Linked DNA regions of Homo sapiens: region 1 is linked to region 2. The links are chromatin contacts, found by Hi-C or POLR2A ChIA-PET in ENCODE. All regions are on one chromosome and are shown on one strand. The core of a region is the stretch at or near the end of the contact, and the rest is flanking DNA. Distances in the headings are between cores, read along the strand shown. Region 1 holds the start of LRRC70 (leucine rich repeat containing 70). Region 2 holds the start of SMIM15 (small integral membrane protein 15).

Region 1 (2,907 bases), core at 163-2,662, 1.4 Mb before region 2:
AATTCTTGAATTTTTCAGGAGGAGGTATTCCAGATTGGCAAGTCCTTTAAATGCAAAGGGCTGTATTGCTTCAATAGGATTATGAGACAAAGAAAGTCTTCTAAGACTTTTAAGTACTTCAAAGGCATTTGATGGTACTTTTGTTAAATTATTACTTCCTAAATACAAACAAGCAAGGTTTTCAAGATGTTGAAAGCCTGATTCTGATATCCTCAAAATGTTATTGTTTGATAAATCAAGTATCCGAAGAGCAACCATACCAACAAAGGTACCACTCCCAAGGACAGTGAGGCGATTCCTTTGTAGATTTAAGTACTGAACTGAAACTAGATCATTAAATACTCCTCTCGGAACAAAAGATACCTGATTATACTGTAAATATAAATTACGAAGATTTAAAAGTCCCTTAAATATTCCAGGATCTAAGCGTTTGATGAAATTATTATTTAGAAATAGAAAATATAGATGCCTCAATTGAACAAAGGCTTTTGGATATACATACAGAATGTTAGAATTATCCAAATACAATGCTACAAGAGAATGAAGTCCTGTTAATTCACTTTCATTTATATAAGATATATTATTCCCAGTCAGATACAGAAAAACTGTACTTTCAGGAAAATTCTTAGGAATACTCGAAAGGCCTAAGTTACGGCAGTTAATTTGTCTCCCAGTGCAGAGCTGACAAACAGACGAACATCCAAGTATTTCTTTGTGGAGTAATAATAAAAGATAACAGGTAACAACCAGAAACAGTCGTAGGCAAGGCAGAGAAAACTGTAATCCACACATATCCCTGTTCTTGGATTTTCTGTTCAGATCAGAATTGGCTATAAAAAGAGAAGGTAAAGCTTTAAATCACGAAAACTTCATCAAATGAATTTTTTTTATAATACTATAACTTCTGTATTCTATTTTAATTAGGATCAGCCAATAATACTATCATAAATCATACCATGGTAATAGCAAAAAATAATGAGTATGGAATACGTTCTAGAATTATTAACATGATCAGGCCATTAACCCACTATTTGACAAAATAGTTCAGATTAATGAAACATTTGCTAAGTTAACTTAAAAATTACAATTGATTACAACACAGGTGACAAATGATGTAGGAATGAGAATCTTTGAATTTAATATGTCCCTTTAACAACATAAAGTCTAATATCAAATAACATTATAATTTATGAAAATACAAATTCACTACAGAACAATTAAATTCTAAATTACAGTTTTTCACAGAACTATTTTTCATGTCAGCTAGAAGTTCATATTTAAGTAAATAATCTTACCAAGAAAAGGAAATTCGTATTATTAACACTCAGCTGATTCAGTAAAGGTTTTCTTTTTAAATCTGAAGAACGACATTTCTTAACTCCAGTTTGTTCTGTGGCACTGCTGACCTCCACCCCACCACTTTTTTTTTTTTTTTTTTAAGTCACCGTTTGCTCAGGAAACACCACTCTTCACATTGGTTCCTTTACAGTCAATGTGTAAAACAGAGGTTGCCATGGATACAGGAAGCTAAGAGACAGGAAGTAATTTTATCTGTGTTTCAAAAGTATTGCTGAACGGAAATCTCAGGAACTTATTTTTTCAGAATGCAGTTAGAGTTTTCCTAATATACACATTGAAATATCTCCTATAATATAAAAATAATAGTTTTTAAAGGATACTTGAAAACATTAGTTATTCAGAACCCAAATATCAATCAACAGACTCTAGCTATCAAACAACATAGCTACTGAATGGAAAAGGCTAGTTCAAATAAGATGTATATCGAGTAATACAATTTTTTGTAAACTTTTTAATGAATAAAATATTTATGTTGTGTTAAATACGCATTGAAGACTTAAACTTTATGCTTTATTCCTTTAATAAAAATAGGGGAAAAAATTTAGAATGAACATAAATGTTGTTATATTATCCTCCAGTGCTCTTTTTAAAATTTTCAAAATATTTTTGGTTGCAAAAAATACTGAGTACTACTTAATACGTGAGGTACTAATTGGTAGTAAGCTACTAATTAGTAGTAACGCACTAATTGGTTGTGTTGGGTTATAAGATGTTAAGAAGCTGCATACCAACTTACTGACATAGGTTATCTTTGCAAGAAAAATTGGGGAGAGTAAAAGAGGCGATGTTTCGCCCTATATATATCTGTATCAGTTTGAATCTTTTAGAACAAAAATGGAGAATTTTTTAACGTCATTTTTCAAGAATTTAAAGAATCGGATATAAATTGTTTATATTATATATTGTTCAGTCATTAACTTTCTTTCATTAACTTTAAGCTAGTTGCTTAAGCTTTCTAATTCTGACTTTTATTAATATTACTAATAGCCTGATAATATTCCTAAAATATCAAGTTATATAATTGTATACAACTCTCCTTTGATATTAAAGCAGTTTCATTTCACATCAACAATTACTTTAGAAATAATATGAATTATGTCCATATTAGAAAGCTGAAATAATACCTAGCATTATCTTTCTATGACTAAAAATTCAGCAATGCATACTGGATAGCAGATCGTTATCAAAATGACTTATGATTCTTACACCTATCCATTATGGCTGGTTACTGTTATTGCTATTTTATGCATTAAAAATGGAAAACAAAACAAGTGACAGAAATGATATGAATTTGAGGTAGGGGCTATGTTTCTCAGGTCCATTTTGTTTAGTACTTCCAATAATATACAAGGTGATATGAAGCTTGTCCCATGGATTTTTCAATTTCTTGGGAAAAATTCAGAGAAAGGGTCCTTTGAAATAAAAATAAAATTAAAGAGAAAAAACCCACAAAGTAATATAACCAGAGTATGAATTAATTTTGTTCTTTATGCCAAAAATATCCAAAGCAGTAAAGAACACTTATTAGGATGCAAAGGTAAAATTTTT
Region 2 (2,739 bases), core at 91-2,590:
CAAGACTTGGGGAAGTTTTAGAAAAATCAGTTATCTCAAGTAAGTATTCAGTGCACACAATCCAGTGACTGAGTCTACTTTTTCTGGCTACTAAGGTACAGGCTAGGCCTAAGCAGCATAGGCTTTGAAACTATCATCCAGGTTTTCAAATAAAAAGGAGTAAGAAAACAACTGCTGGTAATACAACATTACAAACATTAACATATGCCCAACGAACAGTATCGTAGATCGTTAGATTATCTGCCAAAAGCCTGTTCCCTGGTAAATAACAGTTATTGTTGTTTTACCTAAACTAGTTAAACATGTCGCAGCTTGCTCCTGAAAGAGAACATTCTATAGTCTTTGGAGAATCAGTGAAGAGGTCTTGCAACATTTGTCAGAGGTAGTCAAACAGTGCAAGCAATCACAAAATTTGGTCACCAACCAAACCAGATTAGCTAATCTTTCAGTTCCTGTAGATTAGAAGACAATATTAACTCACCCTTTCTGCATGTTGACTTTTGCATCCCTTTATTTGTGTATTGAAAGAACAAGCACCTCTATGGGAACTCTATGCCCTGACAGTTTAATTACTTATCAAGTTTACTCTGGGCCGGTATTGATCATTCTTTCGTGAAACGAATTAGATACTTAAATTAAAAACAAACAACAAAACCCCCCTTTTCACATAGCATGGCGGCATGTCCCTTGGTAACAAGGTTGAGTGGATCCACCAAGGCCCAGTAGCTTGCCTCCTTTTCGTAAGGATGTAACTATTGTCCAACCAGAAGAGAGAGGCATGGAGTGGGATGTGCACCAGGATGAACTCGCCGGAATCGTCAAGAGTCGTTGTGTGACCCTCACCTTGACTTCGGGCGTTTTGTGGGGACCCAACTGCTTTCTTGCCGCTGCTCTTTGGTCTGAGTTTCCCTCAGCCAAACACTTCACCCACCCATGACCCTCCAACTGTCCCGCTACAGCAGGGGATGGGGGTTGTCTTCCGATCGACCTCGGGGGGCAAAGGCAAAAGTCCCTAGCTGCTTCGGAACCGCTCCTCGAGTCCTGAAGCCGCTCCACGCCTCCTCGCCCACCACTTGGTCCCCGCAGGACGTGGCAGTCTCGGGCTCCAGCCTGGAAAGGAGCCCGCCCGGGTGCCGTCACCCGCCCCGCGCGGCCTCACCTGCCGCTCCCCGGAAATCTCAGCGCTGCCCTGCCCCCGCCCCCACCCTCCCGCGTCCTCCAACTCGAGGTCCCAAGACCCACACAGCAATGGCGCAGCCGGAAACTGGGCCCTAGACTTACTCACGCCCGGCTGGCGGCTCGGGTCGCCTGTGGGCGGGACGCAAAGGCCGCGACTTCCGCCTTCCTGCTTCCGGTCTGGCGGTGAGTGGGGAGTGGGATCCGATCCCGTGGGGCTATGTAGGGGAAGTTGGTGGCTGCAGCTGCCGTGGTTTTCTCCTGGTGTCCAGCAGAAACGGCGGCGGCGCAAGGTGTGGCTGGGCCAACCCAGGATCTCCCAGGACCCTCCGCTCTGCGCGACAAGGGGCCCGCGCTTGCCAAGGCCGACGGGCAGGAGTGAACGTGGCCTCCGTGGGTCTGCAGCCCCGATAGGGTAAGGAGGGAAGAGTGAGCAAGGGAGAAACGTAAGGAATAAGGGAAAGACAAAGGAGGAAGTGCGGACGGCCGTCAAGTGCTACCCGTTGCAGCCGCAGGGGCCACGCGGGTCTGGTTGGGAGATCGAGCCTGGTCGATCCGTTTTGGGCGGAAGAGTAGGATTTATTCCTGAAAGTGTGGAGGCGCGAGCGTTTGGGTCCGAAGTTGAGTTGCAGGGAGATGTGTGGCCTGTGGACCATGGCTCTTTTACTGCAAAGTTCTTTTGCTTATTTCTGAAACTTACATTGTTTATTCGCTACTGGGCTGGAGAAGGTGAAGGCAGATCGATCTCAGTAGTACCTAATTCTAACTGTATGGGTGAGGTCGTATGAAGTCCAGGAGCTAAGATATTTAACGTATTAGGCACTTTCATGTGTGTTCAGTTGAAAATCGTGGGGAAGATATAATTAAAACTAGTCACAGTTTTCTTGGGGTAATGGGACTGTGGGTGAATTACTATAATTTGTTTGGTTATGTCTTCTAATTTTTTAAGTAAAGGACACAAATTGTATGATGGACCCAAAAAAACCTTTATAAAGAGTAAGATGAGCTGTTTGATTTTGTAGTGGTGTACCTAATCCAGTAAATAAATGAGTGGCAACATTTTTAGTATAAAAATTGAAAATCTAGGAACGGATACGCTGTGTAAGTCAGTCAGTGAGCCAACTTGTCTCCCGTATGTCAATGAACTAAAAAAATTTTATTATTGAAATAAGTAACTTAGTAAAATACTTGATTTCCAGTAATTAGGATTTTCTTACAGGGCATTTGCAATTGTAAATTCAAATGAGGAAGAAACGTATTAAGTTACTATACCGGATAGGCAATTTTAGATGTCATATAGGTTGCATATATACAATATAGAAATTTTCCATTTAAAATTTTATTACAATTATCCTGAAATTGTGACTTAAATTTTGTTTTATTTTTTGTATTCTTTCCAACTAGCCAATTGTACAGAATTTAAACCGTCTCTCAGATGTGTACAGTAGAACTCAAGAAGACAGACTACCAAGGGTCATCTGAAGTCGTGATTGGGTCACTAATAACACCAGGACAAAGTTAAGGGATCACTACTCAAGCATAAGGTAGATGATTTTTTTAAAA

The links. A loop is a pair of places that touch in the nucleus more often than their neighbours do. ChIA-PET counts read pairs that join two places held with the same protein, here RNA polymerase II (POLR2A). Pooled maps may share reads with other maps.
Region 1: a loop to region 2 is called in a pooled map, with 6 times the contacts of the local background. The contact joins the promoter of LRRC70 here to the promoter of SMIM15 in region 2. A Hi-C loop is called at or near these places in 5 of 50 pooled maps. POLR2A ChIA-PET finds 5 or more read pairs at or near these places in 3 of 52 experiments (IMR-90, activated CD8-positive, alpha-beta memory T cell and activated T-cell).

What each region holds. Positions count from the first base shown.
Region 1 is chr5:62,577,324-62,580,230 of GRCh38, reverse strand. LRRC70 (leucine rich repeat containing 70) reads right to left here and starts at 1,412. Exons shown (of 2, transcript NM_181506.5): 1 at 1,296-1,412; 2 at 1-830. The coding sequence starts at 792. The region is part of intron 27 of IPO11 (importin 11); the gene reads right to left. IPO11-LRRC70 (IPO11-LRRC70 readthrough) reads right to left here and starts at 1,496. Exons shown (of 4, transcript NR_073584.1): 1 at 1,296-1,496.
Region 2 is chr5:61,161,069-61,163,807 of GRCh38, reverse strand. It overlaps SMIM15 (small integral membrane protein 15), which reads left to right and starts at 1,340. Exons shown (of 3, transcript NM_001048249.4): 1 at 1,340-1,591; 2 at 2,581-2,720. SMIM15-AS1 (SMIM15 antisense RNA 1) reads right to left here and starts at 1,492. Exons shown (of 4, transcript NR_109908.1): 1 at 1,282-1,492. RefSeq lists enhancers at 652-711, 752-851, 1,382-1,641, 1,712-1,791, 1,277-2,173 and a silencer at 1,092-1,201.